3 separate regions of the Homo sapiens genome follow, and regions 1 and 2 are each linked to region 3. Evidence: chromatin contacts called from ENCODE Hi-C or POLR2A ChIA-PET data. All regions are on one chromosome and are shown on one strand. Each heading gives the region's core, a stretch centred on a gene start or an enhancer-like site at or near the end of the contact. The rest is flanking DNA. Distances are from core to core; before and after follow the strand shown. Region 1 holds the start of GPR155-DT (GPR155 divergent transcript). Region 2 has its middle 390 kb from the start of MIR548AE1. Region 3 holds the start of SESTD1 (SEC14 and spectrin domain containing 1).

The links. A loop is a pair of places that touch in the nucleus more often than their neighbours do. ChIA-PET counts read pairs that join two places held with the same protein, here RNA polymerase II (POLR2A). Pooled maps may share reads with other maps.
Region 1: a loop to region 3 is called in a pooled map, with 3 times the contacts of the local background. The contact joins the promoter of GPR155-DT here to the promoter of SESTD1 in region 3. A Hi-C loop is called at or near these places in 1 of 37 single-sample maps with no recorded cell type and 5 of 50 pooled maps. POLR2A ChIA-PET finds 5 or more read pairs at or near these places in 1 of 52 experiments (BJ).
Region 2: a pooled map shows a loop between it and region 3 (2.6-fold over the local background). The contact joins the enhancer-like site here to the promoter of SESTD1 in region 3. A Hi-C loop is called at or near these places in 2 of 37 single-sample maps with no recorded cell type and 2 of 50 pooled maps.

Annotation. Positions count from the first base shown.
Region 1 is chr2:174,485,495-174,489,040 of GRCh38, reverse strand. It overlaps GPR155-DT (GPR155 divergent transcript), which reads right to left and starts at 1,653. Exons shown (of 3, transcript NR_183819.1): 1 at 1,625-1,653; 2 at 127-1,006; 3 at 1-33. It overlaps GPR155 (G protein-coupled receptor 155), which reads left to right and starts at 2,012. Exons shown (of 16, transcript NM_152529.7): 1 at 2,012-2,168. RefSeq lists silencers at 1,872-2,051, 2,315-2,497 and an enhancer at 2,392-2,461.
Region 2 is chr2:183,991,218-183,994,469 of GRCh38, reverse strand. No RefSeq gene overlaps it. Among named protein-coding and RNA genes, the nearest start is that of MIR548AE1, 390 kb to the left of the region's middle. Within about 2 kb of position 1,314, at least 2 of the 41 ENCODE cell types and tissues checked have a DNase peak (open chromatin) inside an H3K27ac peak, as active enhancers do.
Region 3 is chr2:179,262,946-179,266,267 of GRCh38, reverse strand. It overlaps SESTD1 (SEC14 and spectrin domain containing 1), which reads left to right and starts at 1,436. Exons shown (of 18, transcript NM_178123.5): 1 at 1,436-1,769. RefSeq lists silencers at 1,335-1,954, 1,965-2,034, 2,143-2,306 and an enhancer at 2,635-2,704.

The sequences.
Region 1 (3,546 bases), core at 404-2,903, 4.8 Mb after region 3:
ACCCACAAATAGTGTGATCATTCTGACATGTTCCTGTGGGGAAAGAAAAGTTACATGTTTTACTGTGGCCAAAGGATAAGGTTCAAACTAACCCAAGGAACCTCCTACAGGTTGACCGTAACTTACCTCTGCAGGCCTATCTTCCAGTATTCCCCTGATAGTCAATGCTCAATAAGTATTTATTTAATTGAATTAATCTTCATACTTCCTAAACAAAAATCCTTTTAGCCTTGAGATAATTTAGATCTTCAATTTTTTTTTTAAGTAGTCAGGTTCAAGGGAAACAAAGAAGGCAGTTAAAAGTGAGGAAGACAGAGAACAAAGGAGAAGCAAAGAGAACTGGAGCAGGATCCATGCCTTTTATAGCTTTAATTTCTGCTCATTTTTCCTGCTAAGTTTCAGATCCTTTAACCTACCCTTAGCTTACTGTAATTTTTCTTAATAAGCCACACAATTTTGTATCTTTGCACTAAGATGGCCGAGATGATAGGAAGACACGGAAATTGCCATACAGAAATGTTTAAGATGCAAAGCAAGATAAAAGGTTGTAAACAAATGCTTGTAGATATCTTAAGTGGAAACATATATAAATATTTTAAAATTTGAAATAATTTTTATTTCAAAAGGCTAACTCAATTGCAGGATTTCTTCAGGTTTCAAAGTGGAGCACCATATTTGGGATACTATATATAGGTTTGTTGTCTGATGCCCATGGCAAGTTAATACACTGGGACACCAGGTTGCAGAAGAGAAAGAGGTTTAATCATAGGGCCACCAAACACAGATAGGAGGAAACCTCAAATTCGTCTCCAGGAGGACTTTGAGTCTCAGGTTCTTAAGGGTTTTAGAGTGGTCCCAAGTGTGGAGATCATTAATTGGCTGAAGAGTACAGGGCGAAGTCATGGGACAGCGAGATGAAGAAGCTGTATTCTCATGCTGATTCCCTTCTTCTGTGGCAGGGGTCTTCAAGCTGGCTGGCATCAGCTGTTTCGCTGGAATTTGGCGTCTGAAAAACATTTTAAGCAATTCTTAAAAAGCCTTACGACTCTTAACATCAGAAAGCCTATCTATAGGGACAACGGGATACAAATGTACTATCTAGCTCTACCCGACTTTCGGGTTACAAGGAAGTGGGTCAAAGTGTAGCCTGATTAATGCTTAATTATATTTTTGTCCAGAATTCTTATAAACCCTGTGAGGATAGTTTCAATACCTTTATTTCAAGAAGCTTTGGAAGTTTTCCATCAATGTAACCAGTTTCAGTATACTGAGTGGACATGCATGTAGTTCCCCACCCCCACCCCACCCCCGTACCGCAATAGAATAGAAGCAGTCATGGACGGGGCCCAGATTCTAAAACAAGCTCAGGGCTAAGGGTTTACATTTTAATCTCTTATGTAGGAACGTCAAGGTCACACTGCCTTGGTGAAGGTGGAAGGCAGGATTTTGACCCAGGTCTGATTCTAAGCCCTTGCTTTAAAACTCTATGCTATAAAAAGTCCTGGGCTAACCGGGAGCGAAACTGGCAGATCACACGAGGTTGAGGTTAAGCGGAAAGACAAGTCTGCTCTGCGTCTGTACTTGGGAAGAGGAAAAAAAACTGGACATCCCCCACGGCGGCTACCATTTTGTGGGAGCAGGGAAGCCGGAAGTCCCGCCCCGGAGGATCGCGGCTGGGAGGCTCCCAGCCGGCAGGGCGGGGCCGGGTACCCTGGGGCTCCGAGGCTGGAGGAGGGGGCGGGGACTGAAGGCGGGGTTGGGGAACGTGTGGCTCGGAGGCCCGAGGCTGTGGGTGGGGCCTGAGGGCGGGACGGAGACTCTGGGCTCAAGGCTCCTGGAAATGGGCGGGGCTCGAGGGCGGGAAGCGGCCCGTCTTGCTGGAAGTTCGGGGCTGGGGGCGGGGTCTGAAGGCGGGGCTGGGAGGGAGCGGGGCCTGAAGGCGGGGCGGGGGCGGGGCCTCGCGGCCGGCGAGGGGCTGAGCTGACAGGGCCGCATCGGCTTACCCCACCTTACTTTATCGGAACGTGCCTAAGCTGCTGCAGCTGGCACCCGGTTGCGCTCGGCGAAGAGGGCTGGGGGCGGGAGATGACGGTGGTCTTCTCCCTGCTTGGCACCCTGCGAGCACCAGCTCCCTTCTCCTCGCCACTCCAAGGTTGCAGACGAAGCAGGTGAGAGGGGCCCCTGGAGCGCGGACCTGCTGGGTCCTGGTTCTCCCTTGCGGGCACGGGGTACCCCTGCCTCTGCCCCTCAGGCCTGGGCACGTGGGCAGCCGCCGACCCTCTGCGCCCTGGCCCCGCGGCCCGTTGTCTGGACCTGCTGTCTCTGCCCCGCAGCGCCTGCCTGTGGAACGTGTGAGATCACCCGGGAAGGCTCGCGCGGGGGAGGGGGTGTCTCGTCCCCTCCGGAGACAGAACTGCCATCCCTAGTTTGGGAAGCTCCTCACTGCACGGGCGTCCACCCTGTCTTTCTTAGACTCTTCCCTTTATCCCGAGGGTACCCTCAGTATCTGGCCCTTCCGAAGGCTTCTGCCCAGGCACCTGGAGCACTGCGCCAAATTTTCTCCCTTACCCGTTTTTGGGGTATGTTAGTTACCATGACGTTGTGACTCCCGTGCCCTGGGAAGACTAGCGACCACCTTTTTCTTACGCCAGGCAAAGACCCCTGGCTGCCTTTCCACTTCCACAGCTGCCTTCCCAGGGGTTGGCTGGCAGCTGCTCTCCGAGCAGCCTATTCGGTTAGGAACTCTCTGCGCCCCTTATCTTGGAGGGCCACAGTCTGTCCCTGCAGACGAGGCAAGGAGGCAGTGCTCAGCGCTCCCTACCCTGGGTCTCTAGGGAGGACATTTGGCGCCCTGCAAGTAGGTAGGAGTGGGTGAATGGTGCGACTATTAATGTTGAAGAGTGCTCTAATAGTACCACACTGTATTACACTTATCCCACGGGATAAAGGATGTTGGATGTTTGAGAAATAGCCTGAGAGTTTAAAGCTTTCTCTATGAAGTTAGTCAACCCTCGCCTTCCCCCCGCATTTTCACTTAATAGCAGTTATTTACAGTATCAGTGGTTCGTTTATGTGATCTAAGCCAAATGTGATGTGGCTAGAAGCGGTTTGTAAGTACAGTAGCATTTCTTCAGTTCGTGCCTCAGCGAGTGGTCTTTTACTGTGAACGTGTTTGTTCTGTAACAAGCTTTGTTTTTATAGATAAAAAGGCTGGATGTAATTTTTTTTTTAAAACTTCCCTTGCTGTGGTTCCTGTTCATTTTAAAATATGCTTTAGAAAGCATATTATCTTCCCGTTTAAAAAAGATTAGGATGAAATGAAACTTTTAAAGTCATTTTGATTATTTTGACTTTACCTCAGCAGGTATTTCTTTTATAATACTGAGAAACGTTAAAAGAAACCTCATGGGGAGGGGCAGATTGCTTTTTTTTTTTTTTTTTCTTGAGACGGAGTCTTGCTCTGTTGCTCAGGCTGGAGGGCAATGGCAGGATCTCGGCTCACTGCAACCTCTGCCTCCCGGGTGCAAGAGATTCTCCTGCCTCAGC
Region 2 (3,252 bases), core at 65-2,564, 4.7 Mb before region 3:
CATTTTTGCTCAGTAAATGACATTTTTCGGTAAGTATAGGTTTTTCATTTTCACATAGTTTAATTTGTAATTTTTTTCCTTCATGATTAGTAGTTTTCTGTCCCATTTAGGAAAAATTTTTAACCCAAAATAATGAAGATACTTTTCTACTTTACTCCCCAATATATTTTGTAGTTTTCGGTTTAGAGGTCTTGTACATGTTTAATTAGATTTATTCTTAGGTAATTTATATATTTTGATTTTTTGGCAAAATCAAAATACCTTATTTTCTCAAGTTCCAAATTTATTGCTGGTGTATAAACATATAACATATTGTAATACATAATGGAGCCCAGCAACTTGATACATTAACTTAACAATTTCAATAGTTTTGCTGTAGAGTCTTGAAATTTTTACATATAAAATCACATTACTTGCAGATAATGATGCTTTCATTATTTCATTATTCATTCCTTGGTTACCTGGCAGTGTGGCTGTGCAAACATTTTAGTCTCAGACCAGAGATTAGAGTATCTGCTTTGGAGTGGGGTAGGGACTTCCACAGCCAGAAAGTGCCTCAGCAGTATGGCTAAAATTGTGCCCTCCCTGTAGCAGGCCTAGGGCAGGAAGAGAACTCCTACGGCTGTGGTTTCTCCTGGGTAACAAGACTTGCACCAAGGCCCAGTTTGGTGACATGGAACTCATCTGTGTGTGACTTTGCTGAGTAGCCCATGCTGCTCCTTGGAAATCATGGTGCAGTAGAGGCTCCCCTCTGCTCTACCCCCAGAGAGAAATCCAGGAATTTGGACCATGTTCTTGCCTGGACCAGCAGCCTGAGCTACCCAACCCTTCCTGGACATAGATTGTGCAGTGGGGCTCTATGCTCCATGCCCAGGCAGATATCAAGGCATCCATAACACCTGTTACCCTGGTTCAGCAGCTTGAGCCACACTACCATTCCTGGACATAAATTGTGGTGTGGGGGGCCCTCTCTATTCCATTCCCAGGCAGATCCTATACATTTGGAGTACTACCTTGACTGAATCAGCATGCTGAGCTGTCCCACCCTTCCTGTGCAGAGATCCAGCCACAGGGGAATCCTTTCTACTACACAACCAGGCAGATTTCCAGGCATTCAGAGCACCTGCTTGTTTAGTCCAGCAGCCTGAGTTGCTTGGTGCTGGGGGATCATTTCTGCTCCACGCTCAGGCAGAAATCCAGTCATTCAGAGAACTGCTCATCTGGATCAGCAATCTGACCTGCCCCACCCTTCTGTGCAGAGTTTCTGATGCAAAGAGGCCCTCATTGCTCCATGCCCAGGCTGATCTCCAGACTTGTGAAGCACCTGTTTGCCTGATTCAGCAGCCTGAGCTGCCCCACTTTTCCCAAATGTAGATTATGGTGTAGTGAGGCCTTCTCCACTCCAAACCAAGGCATATTTCGAGACATTTGGAGCACAAGATCACCTGAATCAGCAGTCTGAGTTGCCCAGCCCCTCCTGTGCAGAAATATTGGTGCAGCAGGACCCACTCTGCTACATGCCCAGGCAGATCTCCAGACATCTGGAGCACCCACTCTACTAGATTAGAAATCTAGGCCATCCCTTACTCCTGTGCAGAGAACTTGGAGCTGAAGTAGGTGGCTTCCTACCTCCACACCTAGGTACACCTTTGGGTGCTTGGTGGCTACTCACTGGATTCTCCCCTTGTTGCTGGTGCCTCTGCCTGGCATGGGGGACCCATAGGTCAACCTGTCTGTTTTGGTCCCACCCTTCAGTCTCTTGCTCCTAGGGCACAACAGGGAGCTCAAACTACTGTATACTCCACAAATCATCCCAATGCCTGAGGCAACAGAGAGCTGCCAGTAAATAAGGATTATGTATATACCCAGCCACGTTGGCCACAGTCTGTTCTTACCAATAAGCACCATCCATGGGCTTACATGTCAAACTCCACAGCCTAATATAAAATCTGCTGAAAGAAATGCATAGCGCTATAGAAACAAAGCCAAGAGACCCTACCAGCATGCCTTACAACTCCTAGAAATAGAGAGGAAAGGAAAGAGAAAGAAGAAAATAATAATAACATTGTAGGGAAAGGAAGAAAAAGAAAAAATCCTACCCACATAAAAATAATTACAAAACTTAGAGGTGCCAGGATCTCCAGATGAGAAGAAACCAGTGCAAGAATTCTGGCCAAATGAAAGATCTGAATGCAGTGACACCAAGAAAGGATTGTACTAGCTCTTCAGCAATGCACCCTAACTGAAATGGAAACTCAGAAATGACAAATAATTCAAGCCATGGATTGCAAGGAAGCTGAATGAGATCCAAGACAAGGTTGATAATCAAACAAAGACACTCCTAAAGCAATCCAGGAAATGAAGGAAGAGATAAACATCTTAAAAAGAAATGAATCAGAATTTCTAGGCTTAAAAAACTCACTTAAGGAATTTCAAAATACAATTTAGGCTGGGTGCTGTGGCTCACTCCTGTAATCCCAGCACTTTGGGAGGCCAAGGCAGGTGGATCATCTGAGGTCAGGAGTTCGAGACCAACCTGGACAACATGATGAAACCCTGTCTCTACTAAAAATACTAAAAATTAGCCAGGCGTAGTGGTGCATTCCTGTAATCTCAGCTACTCAGGAGTCTGAGGCAGGAGCATCTCTTGAACCTGGGAGGTGGAGGTTGCAGTGAGCCAAGATCTTGCCCCTGTACTTCATCCTAGGCAACAGAGTAAAATGCCATCTCAAAAACAAACAAACAAAAAATTAAAAGCTTCATCAATAGAATGGACCAAGCAGAAGAAAGACACTCAGAGCTTGAAGATTGGTCTTTTGAACTGATAGACTCAGAGAAAAATAAAAAGAATTTAAAAAAATAAAAAAGTCTTTGAGAAATATAAAAGTATGTAAAGCTACCAAACCTACAAATTATTGGCATATCTGAGAGAAATAGAAGTGTAAACAACCTGGAAAATATATTTCAAGGAATAATTTAAGAAATCTTCTTTAATCTTGCTAAAAATAGACATCCAGAGACAAGAAATCCAGGGAATACCCGTGAGATACTATACATAATGAAGATCAACAGGCATATAGTCACCAGTCTATTTAAGGTTAATGCTAAAGAAAAAAATCTTAATGGTAGTTAGAGAAAAAGAGTAGATCATATACAAAGGGAAACCCATCAGGCTAAGAACAGACTTCTCAGCAGAAACCTTATAAGCCAGGAGAGGTCGTGGTCCTGTTTTCAGCATTCTTAAAGAAAAGA
Region 3 (3,322 bases), core at 187-2,686:
CCTTTTTTGTGCTGAGCACTGTGCTATGTTCTGGGGAGCAAAAAAAATGAACTAGACAAAATCCCTGTCCTTTTAAGGAACACACAGTCTAGGAAGAAAAGGCCACCAAGCAAAGCAACAGGAAAAAAGCAAGTATTAAAGATTATCATAGGGAATACTGTAGATAGACGATTTTATGAAAGCAGAGAGAAAAAGAGTATTTAATTCATTGTAAATGTGTGGGGTAAGGATACAGATGTGGTGAAAGGAGATGATGTCAGGGAAGATTCCAAGGAGGAAGGGATGCATTATCTTCATTATCTTGAAGGACAATAGGAGTTCAACTGGTTAAATGAGGGATGGATTTCAGGTGGGGGAAAACTACAAGGGCACAAAGACAAAGTCTGTTGAATTTGTGTGATACGTAGATATATTAGGAGTTGAAGCTGGAGCCAAGGAGGTCAATAGATCAGATTTTAAATGGCTTTGTAAACCATGGTAATGAGTTTGAACCTGATTCAACCAGGTGGAGAGACTTTGAATGATTTTAAAGAGGGACGTTTCATGCTTAGCTCTGTCTTTTTGGAGCATTCTCTCTGGCAGTTATATGGAACTGAAGCAGCAGTGAAGTTAAAGGCTTGACCTAGAGTGGCAAAGAGGTGGAAGTCATGGAGACAGACTGATATTCACAGAATTAAGAGGAAGAATTAATCCACGGGATTTTAAGTCAGAAAACTTTAGTGGAGAGAAATTTGGTTGCTTAGTTGTTGGAATAGGAAGATTTTATCAACGGAATTAGGTGATACTGAAGTGAGTGGCTGAGTGAATAATATGGAAGTCTTGAAATTGGGACCACACAGCTGCTCTGATCTGGTGTGAATTTGCTGATGACTCTTTTGAACTGAATTCAGGAAATGACATACAAATGATTTGCGCAATAAAATGAAAACAAGGACTCTTAAGTCAGTATACTTGGAGAAAAATAACTAGGTTGGTAAAAATGGGGAAGTAGCCATTATCAGGGAGCCCCATTGTGGATTAATTTTGGACTGTCCAGTGGAAAGATCCTCAAAGCAAAACAAATGCCCTGAATCCAGCCCTTCCTCACCGCAACCCTTTCCCTTTCATCTGCCTTCATCCTTCAGCCACACCACCGCTTGGCAGTGAGTACTTGGGAGCAGCTCTTGGAGACTTTGTACTCGAACCTTCGAACTCCAGCATGAGGCCAGAGGAAATAAATGACCTGCCAGGGTGTCAAGTAACGGACCCTCTCTTAAGCCCAGACTTCTGACTCCAGATCTAGGTACCCTTCCACTCTCCAAGACTGCCTCCCGCCTGGGGAGCCTGGGCCTCGGCTAGGGGTGGGGACGGCAGGGTCCGTCCGGAGCGCCAGAGTCCCACTCGCGCCCAGCCCTCAGCCCCAGGCCCGGTTGGACGCCCCGCCCCGCCCCGCCTCCTTCCTCCTTCCCGCGCCGGGCGGGTTGCTGTACCGCCGTCACCCGGGCGCGCGCGGGGTCGCGCGGACGCGGCTCGGGCCGCGGGTGCCGAGAGGTCGCCGGGCCACCCGCACCCCCGCTCCCCGCCTGACGCACGGAGGGGCCGGGACGCGATTTGCCGCGAGTGACTGGAGCCGCAGCCGTCGCCGCTGCTGCCGCCGCCGCCCGGGCCCGCTCCGCCCCCAGCCCGCCTTCCTCCCGCCGCGCCCTCCGCCTCCGCCCGCACCTCGCTAGCGTTCCCCTGTCTTCCCCAACGCCCCGGAGCCGCCGGCCGCTAGCGTCAGCGCCAGCCAGGTGAGTGTGGCCGCCGCTCGGCCCGGGCGGGAGAAGCGCGCAGGCCCCGCGGCCGGGTGGCCGGCTTGGGCCGGTGCAGTCGGCGGCGGCGGCGGTAGCGGGCCCGGCTTTCTTCCCCTGCGCGGGCCGCGGGGCGGAGGGGCTACGCAGTGAAGGAGGGGCGCCCCCGCCCCGCCACCGCCTCTGCTCCCAACGCCCCGACCGCCCCCACCGCCTTGCCGCCACAGACAAAGCGCCGGAGGTGGGAGCCCTGCGGGCCGCCTTTGCCTCCGCGCCGTCTGCCGGGTGCGGCCGCGGCCCGCAGAGACCGGGCCGCGCGCTTTTCCGTTCCTGAGCGCCCTTGTTCATTTCTGGGTGAAAGGGACCCGAATTGTGCAACAGGTTTGGGCGTTAGTCCTTATTTTCCAGCGGGTCTCTTTTGCCAGCGTGCAGGAACCAGATGTGGCTCCCTGCTCTCGGGCGAGTCCCGCGTCCAGCGCCCGCGACTGGCTCCTTTGTGTGACCGGTGACCGGCCCTGTCGGGTGGGTGGAGGACACGGGCTCGAGGCCCCAGGGCTGCGCCGAGGCTCCTGGACGCCTCCTCAGGTCGCGGGGCTTGGCTTCCACGGGCCTGCCAGAGGTTAACATCCCTCCAGCGTTTGGGAGAGTCACAAAGGGGAGGAGAGAGAGGGTTGGCCAGGGTCTGTGGTTGTGTTTATTTTTCTATTTTAGGTAGACTCATATTAGAAAAGAGCCGCAGTCTGACCAGCTCTTGAGGGTACGGGTGGGATTTCACCCTGGGATGCACGGTTTGGACTTGGCTGTTGCTCTGACAGCCCCCGTGGTTTTCTTGGTGCTTTGACATCTTTCTCTTACACACAGACATCGCGGGAGAAGTTGGGAGTGCTGCCGAGGGAGTAACTAGATAGCAGCTGTTTGACAGGTCGTCTCTTACTTCACGTTTTGCTTGTGTCAAGCATGCCCACTATGTATCCCAGCATAGCTTGGCAAACCGTCAAATTTAAATTGCCACTCAAAATCCTAATCCTTATACATACCTACATACACAGACACACATATATCTATATACTTTTTCTGTTTTGGCTGGCTAAATCTTATTAATGTGAGAATTTTTCCTCCCAAGGAAGAATGCATAATAAGGTACAATTTATCTTTGGTTACATACCTTGGTTAAGTTATGCCAATACCTAGCTGGTTTCATTGGTATGCTATTTTAGTTTAACAATACTAATTCCTTTAGCTTTGAGCAGTAAAATACGTCTTTGTTCTAGGACCAGGAAGCTTTTATACGTAATACTTTGCCCCATGACTAAATACGTGAAAAAATTCCCCAAGGACCTAGAAAGCATTTCACAACTCTATAGGCTGTTTTTATGTTCCAAATTCCAGGAAATCGTTTTGTTGAATATTTATTCAAACATTCTGGACTAAATTTAACCTTAAAAATTGGGCCCACTCTAGTTTTTCCCCAGCATTAGAAAAATGAATTGATTGCATTTACCAAACATTTTAGCCCCTGTGAATAAGAATTGAATGGAATAATTGATGTAAGA